2 separate regions of the Homo sapiens genome follow, and region 2 is linked to region 1. Evidence: read pairs that join two places in POLR2A ChIA-PET (ENCODE). Cell type or tissue: A673. All regions are shown on one strand. Links, peaks and the distances in the headings refer to the core of each region. The heading gives the core; the rest is flanking DNA.

The links. Peaks named below come from ENCODE experiments on the same cell type or tissue, not always from the same donor. Only the 100,000 strongest peaks of a DNase experiment are listed, where the experiment ranks them.
Region 2: POLR2A ChIA-PET joins it to region 1 with 5 read pairs; 2 of 35 experiments call an interaction of 5 or more read pairs at or near these places.

The regions. Positions count from the first base shown.
Region 1 is chr16:74,731,896-74,737,260 of GRCh38, reverse strand. The region is part of intron 2 of FA2H (fatty acid 2-hydroxylase); the gene reads left to right. Among named protein-coding and RNA genes, the nearest start is that of MLKL, 34 kb to the right of the region's middle. RefSeq lists an enhancer at 3,207-3,766. In A673, for the core only: no CTCF peak of the experiment used is centred there; no DNase peak of the experiment used is centred there.
Region 2 is chr16:75,097,785-75,103,149 of GRCh38, reverse strand. All of the region lies in intron 2 of ZNRF1 (zinc and ring finger 1), which reads right to left. Among named protein-coding and RNA genes, the nearest start is that of LDHD, 16 kb to the left of the region's middle. RefSeq lists enhancers at 272-773, 4,523-4,642 and silencers at 2,942-3,001, 3,112-3,171. In A673, for the core only: no CTCF peak of the experiment used is centred there; a DNase peak (open chromatin) is centred at 3,189; H3K27ac peaks cover 1,849 bases.

The DNA.
Region 1 (5,365 bases), core at 309-5,308:
TCTCAGCTCCTGGACACACGTGTCCCCCTGGTCCAGCAGCCTCTTTTTGCCACTTCGCCATGTCCTTTTCGGAGCCCTCCCTTGGGAGCCCTCTCCACCCTTTCCACCCGGGGGACCAGCCTCCCTTTGGGGAGGGGGCAAGAACAGGTGTGATTTGAGGGGTTTGCAGAAGTTCGCTGCCCAGATGCTCAGCAGCGGAGTTAGCCCTGAATTCACATCTCTTGTACTGAGCCCTCACTGTGTGCCAGCCGCTTTCAATGTATTATTGGTTATCTGCTTTAATCCTGCTGACAGCACGAGGGATAAGGATTATAATTATCCTGATTTAACTGATAAGGAAGAGCTTAAATCTCCCGCCCAAAGTCACCTCTGGGCACACTAGCAGCCCAGATAGCGGCCCCTCCCCTCCACAAGGTCCTGGAACCTTCCCACCCCAACAGCTGACCATGAATAAGACCCTGAGGCCGGTGAGTAGGAGAGGGAGTGGCAGAGGGAGGGAGGAGGCTGAGCAGATACCAGCAGTGTCTCCCAAGCCAGCCACATCCTCTTCCCCATCCTTCCTCAGGCTAAGCCAGATGCTGGCATAACCAGCTGCTGGGGCTGGCCAATGGGTGTGATCAGCCTCTTCCCTCAAGGGACAGATAGACGCATCCAGCAGGCATCCCCAAACTCCCTGTCCCTGCCCCCTGCCTGACATAACACAGACCACCAGGGTCCCCAGGGCCTGGAAAGGCTATTGAAGTTGGCCATAGTGTTTTGCCCATTTAGGACCCCCAGATCAGTCACTGAGAACTCAGGAAGATAGCATCCAGATCAGAGAAAGGGCCCTTTTGGCCAACACACTCTCGGGGGGACCAGCCTTGGCACTGTGGGCACTGGCCTGGCTCTCCTCTAGGCACCCTGCCTGCCTAGTCGCCTTGGGTCCCCTTGGGCCTCCTTTCTCTCTATAATCCCTCCCAGCCAGAGTAGGGGTCTGGAGGGCCCAACATCCAAAGGGCCTCCCCAAGGCTGTCCATACTGGGCTTAGAGTCCCTGAGTCTCCTCTCTGCCTGCCTCCTTGCTCAGAGCTCCTGGCCCCTCTTCAGAGGAGCTCAGCGGTGCTCAAAAAATACCCCAAGGCAGAAAGCAGGCAGGTGGGCTGGGCACTGCCCTCTGCTTCCGTGGGTCTTAGAGGACACCCTGGGAGGGCAGTGGACAGGGCAGGCTGGGAGGCAAGAGATGCCACAGTGTTCCAGTATGATGCAGAAAGCTATTCCCTCTATCTTTTTTATTTTTTTAGAGACAGGTTCTCACTCTGTTACCCAGGCTGGAGTACAGTGGCAAGATTGCAGCTCACTGCAGCCTCAACCTCCCAGGCTTGAGCCATCCTCCCACCTCAGCTTCCTAATTAGCTGGGACTACAGGTGCATACCACCATGCCTGGCTAATTTTCTTAAATTTTTTTGTAGAGATAGGGTCTTGCTATGTTGTCCAGGCTGGTCTCAAACTCCCAGCCTCAGTGATCCTCCCACCTTGGCCTCCCAAGGTGCTGGGATTGCAACCCTGCATCTTATTATTGCGTAGGATTATCTGGAGGATCTAGTGGAATGTACTAAAGGATATCAGAAAGTGTGCTGCAAGGGAAAGACCACCCTACCTGGTTTTGGGGTGGGGCCCCTGGGCAGGCTCCCTTCGCTCGTCTTCAGCCCTAAGGGCAGAGGTCATGCCTGCTTTCTGCCAGCGCTCAAGCTGTCTTTCATCTCTCCCTGTGTCTCTGGCATTTTTGCTCCCTATCCACTCTCCGCTGCCTGAATCCTCGTGGGGTGAGCCTGAGGCCACCTCCCTGTCCTCACATCCCCTGGGTGACGGGAGGGTCATAGGGCTCAGGGGGAGGAGGCAGGTGATCCGGAACCACCTCTGTGGACTTCAGCTTGTCCCAGTTAGACCGCGCAGGACGGGCCTGCAGCCACTCCGGCAACGCCACCAAGAGCCCCACCTCACTGCCCCCACTGACCGCTGCTGGCTGTGAGGAATCACAGCCGTTGTGCTGAGGAAGTCACAGCCATGGGATCCCAATCTGGCTGACAGGAGGCCTCCTGGCCGAGCCTGGGCTGTGAGTGGGGCACTCGAGTCCAGGCCCTGCCACAGCATATGCAGCCGAACATCTGACCCTGTCTTCTCATCTGTCAAAAGAGGTCATCATCGGCCCCAACTCCCAGAATTAAGGCTCATGAAGGATAGGGGATGTGAGGCCTGAGCCCCAGCTGACCAGCGACCAGGTTGCAGACAACCGGCCCCCACTCCTCTCCCGCAGCCCCGGCTGCCTGGAAGCCTGTCTCCACCTCTGCTCAGAAAGCTGCCCTGGGGCAATATGCCTGAGTTTGGGTGGACATTTCTTTAAACAATTGCCTTAGCTCATCGCTGTGGGGGTGAGCAGTGCTGCTGACACTGAGCAGCTACCCTGCCCCCGCCGCCTGCCCCCGCTCACCACATTTGCCACCTTAGGGAGAAGCAGATTCTGGGCACACCCTTCCCCAGGAAAGCGTCCTATGCCACCTGGCCCTGTGCTGCCCAGGAGGAGGGGTCCTGGGGAGGGGGAGGAGGAAAACAGGGAAGGCCCCCTTCTACCGGGGCACCATGCCCTTCCGCCCACCCTCTGGGCAGCAGGCTGCCCTTTCCCCCTGCCGTGCTGCTGTGGGCCACATTCCTGGCATAGCCTGGGAGAAGCCCTCCCCTTCTCTCTAAGGCAGGGACCGAGCAGGCTGGGGGAGGGGCATGGACCCCACACAGTCGGCACAAGGTGCTTTGGCCGAATCCACTCCCCCTTGCATCTGCTTCCTGGGCCCCGGCCCGTTGGTCGGGTCTTTGAATCACCAAAAAATCCCTCCACCCCAATGAGCTGCTCATTCCAGAGCAGTTTCGGGCATAACCGTGCTGTCGCCCATGCAGGCCAGCTTCCTCTGGACGGCCCTGAGTGCTGGACATGCCTCTCTAGCGTCGGGTTCCACTGCTGTAAAAGGGGACTTGTTACTGTAGGGGGAGCCGTGGGAGCCCCCAGATGCCTGGGAAGTGGAGGCATCATCAGTGTGGCCTGATCTCCCCTTCTCCCCCACCCGAGCCACGTACATAGCCCACAGACCCATGCCTTCCCTCTGTCCCCCGAGCCTTGGGACATAAGAAGTAAATGGGGCCCGGACCAGGAACGAGCTGGAAGGAAGAGACCCACTAATGTGGTGGGAGTAGGAGAGGGGTCTTCGGTCAGGTAGAAGAGGGTGGGTGGAAGGGCGTGGTGCCCAGGTAGAAGGGGGCCTTCCCTGCTTTCCTCCTCTGCCTCCCCAGGACCCCTCCTCCCAGGCAATACAGGGCCAGGTGGCATAGGACGCTTTCCTGGGGAAGGGTGTGTCCAGAATCTGCTCCCCAAGGTGGCAAATGTGGTGAGCGGGGGCAGGCGGGGGACGGGGCAGCTGCTCAGTGTCAGCAGCGCTGCCCACCCCCATGGCAATGAGCTAAGGCAATTGTTTGGTCAGGTAGAGCAGGAAGCGAAATGTGTCTTGCATCGCTTCCCATCTCATTGGATCCCAAGCCGTCATCGTCTGCTGTCCTCCCATCTCAAAACCCGGTCCCGCCAACTGCCATGTTGGAAACGACCAGCAAGTGAGAGGCCTGGAACCTCTCAGCACCCAGCTGAGCCTTTCTCCTTCAGTGCTCACGACTGGAAGATGATTAAGAAAGGACACCCTATCAGTGCATGTACCACCTAAATCAAGGTCAAGTGCACAGGGTGCCAGTCCCAGCTCTTGGGAAACTGTGTGGAGGCTGCTACAAGCTGGGGGAAGGGGGAGGGAGGCTTCCACTTCAGGCCCAACCAATCCTATCTCAAGAGCCGCTTGACCTCTCAGGCCTCAATATCCTCATCTATAAATTGGGTCGGGGGTCGGCGGGCCTGAATTTCTGTGCTTATCTGGAAGGCTCACGGGGCTTCCCCTGGAATAGCGAGACTGAGGCCCCAGTCATAGAACTATAGGTGTTGGCCTTTGATGACTGAGGCGGGTGTTCACAGAAGGGAGAGCGAGGCCTCCCTGGGATTCCTCCAGGGTGGTCCTTCAGCCCCAGAGTGAAGTGGGCACCTTCCCTGGGCACCCAGGTGGGCTTCCTCGTGGAGACACAGCGTAGGCTAGATACAGAGCTCGGGTGTGAGGCCCTCCACGGCCCCAGACAGGCAAGAGGCAGCTTGGGACTGACTCTCAAGCACAAGTCCACCATGTGTACAGGTGGCAGTGCTTGCGGGTCTACCCAGGGAGTAACTGAAATCAGGTCAATCCAATGACATCAAATGACAGACCCCTGTGCTGGGGCTCTGTTCCCACCACACCTGTAAACACATCTTCCACGGTCTAGCTCCGGTTTCCACGACAGTTCTGTGCTTTTGTTCTGTTTCCTGTACATCCAGGTGTGAGATCTAGGCTGAAGTCCCTGCTTATAGCTTACCTAGACATTTCTTCTTGTGGTTCAACTGAATTCAACGTATGAATCCTATGCCATTTTCAGCTGGGGACAGTGGTTCACACCTGTAATCCCAGCACTTTGGGAGGCCGAGGCAAGATCACCTGAAGCCAGGAGTTCAAGACCAGTCTGGTCAACATGGTGAAACCCCATCTCTACTAATAATACAAAAAAATTAGCCAGGCATGGTGGTGCATGCCTGTAGTCCCAGCTACTCAGGAGGCTGAGGCAGGAGAATCACTTCAACCGGAGAAGTGGAGGTTGCAGTGAGCCGAGATCACACCACTGCACTCCAGCCTGGGTGACAGAGTGAGACTCAATCTTAAAAAAAAAAGAAAAAGAAAAAGAAAAAGAATCCTATGCCATTTTCTACTTGCTTCACAAAATAAAGACAAAATAGATCAATAGATTAAAATTTGCCCAAACCACTGCTAGGCTGAGAGAGGGGCCCCCTGGCCACATCCCTGTGCTATAGCTGGAAAAGATCATAGTTCAAGATCGCTCAGTCTGTGTAAAGTGCACAAGTGAATCACAGGATAGCAGTATCTGTCATGTGTAACATGCAAAAGTGGGACATAGAAAAACCAGGGGCGCTGGCCAGGCACAGTGGCTCATGCTCATAAGCCCAGCACTTTGGGAGGCTGAGGCGGGAGGATCACTTGAGCCCAGGAGCTCGAGACCAGCCTACACAACATAGTGATACTTCGTCTCTAAAAACAAACAAACAAACAAAAAACAATTAGCTGGGCATGGTGGCGTGAGCCTATAGTCCCAGCTACTCGGGAAGCTGAGGTGGGAGAATTGCTTGAGCTTAGGAGGTTGGTGCTGCAGTGAGCCACAGCCATGCCACCGCACTCTCACTTGGGCAACAGAGCAAGTCCCT
Region 2 (5,365 bases), core at 160-5,159, 370 kb before region 1:
TCAAGCAGCTCACAGACTAGCAGGGATGCCGAACAAGGAAATCAAAAGGCACAGCATGAGGACTTCCAGGACATCTTCTCACGCGCAGGCCCAGGGCTGAGGGTATGGGGAAAGAGACCTCATCAGGATGGGGGCTGATCTGGGAAGGTTCTGGAGAAGGTGGAGGATGGATGAAGCTGGGGTGGGGACGGGAGATTCTGGGCACAGGGAACAGCCTTGTGTTCTGCTGTGGTGTCTGGGGCCGACAACAAGGAGTGCGCAGCAGCCCTGCGTGTGCGGATGAGGGCAGCGGGACACACAGCAGGTGCCTGCACTAAGGGAGGGTGCCCAGGAGGAAAGCATGAGAAGGAAGGGACGGATTCTGAGTTGGGTGGGAGGAGGCCCGGCCAGCTGATGGAGACCTCCAGGAGGCTGCTGAAGCCTAGAGCTGAGGTTTGGAACAGAGACATGGGTGCCAGGCATGGATGTGGGATAAAGAGGCAGTCCAGGGAGAAAGTTCAGACCAAAATCCAAAGAAGGCAGAAGACAAACCCAGGCCGACATGAATATTTGAAGGGCAGGTGAAAAGAGGCGACGTGAACAAAAGGCGACCCAGAAGTCCTCCAAGCCACAGGAGAAATATCAGGAGAGCAGTGTCTCAGCTGTGAAGAAGGCAGAGCTTGTGGCAGGATCCCTTCTCCGTCACTAAAGGAACTTAACTGTCCCGAACACTGCCAATGACAAACACATGTGCGTGTCTTCCTTTGAGCATCACCATCTTCCAAGCTGGGCAGGGCACCCAGTGTTATTCTCATTTTGCGAATGAGGATCCGGAAGCCCAAGGAAGTCACACACCTCATGAGTGGGCTTGTGGGTTGTGGGGCTGGGACTGGGACCCTCTGCTTAAGAGGCCTTCCCATTGCTGTTTCTTTGTGTTCTCTTATTATTTTGGTGGAAAGGCAAACACCTGGGGCCCATAAAATGAAGATTCTTCAGGGCCCAGAAGGCTATGGCTTCCGCTCCTCAAAGCCCCCCACCAGGAACCCCAAGGAAAAAGCATAAAATGGAACCGATTCGATCCTTAAGTCCCCAGGCACATGAGTTGCGAGAGAAGTCACTCTCAGCTTCCTGGCCACCAGGACAACTTGTGGTCATTTTCTGTCTAGAACATCTGGCTAGCCCGAGGACCCACCTGAAAGGGTGACACAAACTGAGAAGGGAGATGGCACAGTCTGCTGCTGAAGTGTCTGTCCCCTCAGACTCCAAACATGGCAAGTAGTGGATGAACACATGGGTGTGATCCCCCTGCTTGAAAGCACTAGCTACCATACATATTCAAATGCATGTGTAGGCACAGATCAAAGTCTGGAAGGATGCACACACTTTCACAGTGGTAGAGGAAAGGAGGACTTGGAGAAAAATCCTTTTATGTATTTCTGTAGCGTTCGAATGTGCACTACTTTAGTTAAAAACCCTGATAAGGAAGCATACTGGTGTTTGCATTTTACTATGAAATGCATCAGAAGGATAAGATGGGTTGGTGGATGGATAAACGGGTCTAGTACACTGCAGACTCCAGGTGGTGCATGTGCTATGTAATAGGGGCGTTCTCTCTCTTTTTTTTTTGACATGGAGTCTCGCTCTATCGCCAGGATGGAGTGCAGTGGCATGATCTCAGCTCACTGCAACCTCCGCCTCAAGAGTTTCTCCTGCCTCAGCCTACTAAGTAGCTGGGACTACAGGTGCATGCCACCACACCCGGCTAATTTTTGTGTTTTTAGTAGAGACGGGGTCTCATCATGTTAGCCAGGATGGTCTTGATCTCTTGACCTCGTGATCCACCTACCTCGGCCTCCCAAAGTGCTGAGATTACAGGCGTGAGCCACCGCGCCCAGCAATAAGGGTGTTCTCTATACAATGCTTTCAGCTTTGCCGTACACTGGGTGCAGTGGCTCATGCCTGTAATTCCAGCATTCTGGGAGGCTGAGGCAGATGGATCACCTGAACTCAGGAGTTTGAGACCAGCCTGGCCAACATGGTGAAAGTCTGTCTCTATTAAAAAACCAAAAGTTAGCCTGCCATGGTGGCATGCACCTGTAGTCCCAGCTACTTGGGAGGCTGAGGCAGGAGAATCATTTGAACCCGGGAGGCAGAGATTACAGTGAGCCAAGATTGTGCCACTGTACTCCAGCCTGGGTGACAGAACGAGACTCTGTCTCAAAAAAACATAAAAACTTTGCTGTGTGTTTGACATTTTTCATAATAAAACAGAGGGAAAAACCTCAACAGAGATGGGAGGAAAAACAGCATAGCTTAGTGAGGGCAGAGTCGTCATGCAGACATTCTTGGACCTGTATTCCCCACTCTCTTTGTCTTGGACACCTCATCTATGACATGAGCGTATGGGCTATAGCCCTTAGTTTCCTCTAAAGCATTCCTTCCCCTCCATACTTAAGGAGGATTTCCTGGGAACATGGCAATTACTGATTCCTAAGTAGTTTATCTTTGCATTTTCTCCTACTGATTGGTAACTCAACTGTGAGCCCAAGGGACTAGTTAGAATTCTCTGGGTCCCATACAGCTTCCCACACCAGGTGTGTTCTCTCCCCATCTGTGTCAGCTCCAGGAGGGCACATGTGGTCTCCCTCATCGCCCCCCAGGAGGTGATGGATTCAGGGAAGGGAGAGGCAGGTATGAGGATAAGGCTTAGGCGCTTTATGACAAGACTGGACTTGACTCTCTTTTTGCACCGAACCTCACTAGGGGAAAGGGAAGGGGAAGGGGAAGGGGGCGCGAGGGCGATTCTTCTTGTCCTGGGGCGGAAGGCCTGTGCACTAAAGGACTCAGACTTGAGCAGAGGAAGGTTAGAGGCAGCCTTTCCTCACCACTCCACAAGGCGGTTTTATGCACAGTGCAGTGTTGTGCCTTTACCAGCTGGCCTGAGTCTGCTGCACTGGTGGGAAGAACTAAAATGTGCAGGCACCCCAACCAGGCTGGCACACGGCAGGGAGCACATTTCACTGGGACCAAGAGCCACTGGCTGCAAAAGGCCACCTGGAGGTTCCCGGCAATAGGAAGGAGTCAGGGTCTTTGACTCAGACAGCATGGGGAAGCCAGCAGTGCCCACACAGAGCCCAGTGCCCAGGGAGCAGCATTCTTCCACAGCAGGAGGCAGGAGGCACACAAACCCAGCAAGAGGTTGCAGTGGGCTGAGTACAACTTCCTGTCCCCACCCCTGGGGCTGTGGGAGTTAGTGGCCTCCGGATGTCCCTGAGAGCCTAGCAGGGAAGTGGAAATGGCTGAAGCTGATGCTTGCCTATCAACTGGTTCCTACAAGACTTCCAGAAGCATCTGACACGAACCTGCTGCCTGCCGTCAGAGAAAAGCCATGGCGGGGGCCTCGCAGCACAAAACCCAGGCGCCTGGCCCACACAAACTGAGACTCTGCTGCAGATGGAGTCAAATGTCCCCTGGTATCTCCAGGCCCCTAGAGAAGAGGTTCAACAAATGCTGCCGGATAAGAACAAAGCCAAACTTTCTGCCATCTGGGTTCTGCCCTTTTCTTACTACCTCTGAAGCACCTCCCAAGTTTCCTGACGCCACTGTACAAAGCCAGCCAATGTCACTGCCCAAGGGAGAGCTTGGAAGTGTGTTTGGCCTGGCTGGGGATGGTGTCAGTGCCTGTCCCTCTAACCAGACCAGGGAACCAAACCAGAATGGCGAGCACGGCCCTGGAGCTGAAACAGGAGGGAGGGATGATGCCTGTGATGGGCTGGGGGTGGGAGGCGGTGGCATCTTCTGCTCCCTCCCTGGGATCCAGGCACGGTGCTTCTGACAGCTGCTATTTGTCAAAGCAAAGATATCTGGGAGGAGGAGCAAAAGAGCCTTAATTCTCTAAGCCAGCTATATGCAGGTAACTCCTCAGACACACACACCATGACTCCTAAAGCCCCTGTGGGGATCTTCGGATAAGCTCATGCAGCTGCTAAGTGGTGATGACTCCCAAGCCCAAGTTTCTGCCACCCAGCGACCTGGCCCCTTTTCCTTAAAAGACCAGGCCATAAGGGTGTCTTCCCTTGGGGCTGGAAAACACCACCCGTCTCACAGGCACTTTGCATCTCCCCCTTTCTGTGAAGTGTGTGCAGAGGACCCAAGGTGGATGGAGGAACCTGGTCACTGAGTGAACAGACCAGACAGGAGAGACACACACCTGCCCTCCACCATGCCAGGCTCGAGTATTCTGCAGAGTTCTGGCAACACATCCTCAAGAGACCCTGGAACTGCTAGAAGTATGGAGGGGTGGGGAGGCTCACACAGCTGCAGACACAGATCTGCACCTGGCTGGGAGGGAAAGCCCGTGCAGCTCCGAGGCAGCAGCTGAGCACAGGAACATGCCTCTCCATCTCCACTTGTGCCTGGTGGCCATGAAGGGCCCAGAGAGAAGGAAGGTGGGAGTCAGAGGGGAAACCCCTAGCAAATGACGCACAGGCTCAGGTTCCACCCCCTGACCTCATTTCCAGCCTAGGTGCGGTGGAGTGCCTGGTCCTGCTGCCTATTCAGCATGCAGAGCTGCTGGCCCAGTCTGCCAGGGACAGGACAGGGCAGTGCCACCCATGCCAGGCCTTGTCAGCTCCCCTTTTGGGAAATCTGGGGGGCTGTGCTCTTCAGGCAACAGGGTGACCTTGAGCAGAGAGTGTAGCCTACCAGCAGCGGCCCATCCAACTGCCCAGCCCTTTGAAGTGCAATGCAATTGTTTTGGTGAGCTGGGCCACCCGCAATGAGGATAGTGGGGGCAGCCAACTAAAGCTCAGGCCTGGAGCGCTTCATACTTTCCTACTGAGGCCACTACAGCTCCCTCCCACAGTCCTCTTTCCTGTAGCCACCTGTTCCTGGTTTCCCCACTTGTGTTAGGGCCTTGCAGGCCTCCCCTAGTCGCTTTCGCTCCTCATACACCCAGCAGCGGCCAGTCTGGCAGTCAGTGCAGCCGGTCAGCAACAGCTGGACACCCTGGGTGAGCAGTCACCTGCCCCTCCTCGCCCTCCTGTAGGAGGAGTAACAGGACAGACACCTCCGCAGTCTGACTCCAGCCTGTCCAGCCTGACTCCAGCCCATCCAGCATCTAACAATGGCTCTGGGCAATGCCCCAAGCAAGGCTGGGCAAACTCCTCGGCCAGCACCCGGTTTCCCCAGGCAGGGAAAGGGTAGGGTGCTTTCATTCTGACCACAGGGTCTCTGAGAGGAGGAGACATGGGACAAAGAATTGCCTGCAGGCACAGGGCAGGCTATAGCAGGAGCCATTTCTGCTTTTCCAGGAAGCCAGGTCCTCTCACATTTTTATTTTATATTTTATTTTTTGAGACAGGGTCAAGCTCTGTTGCCTAGGCTG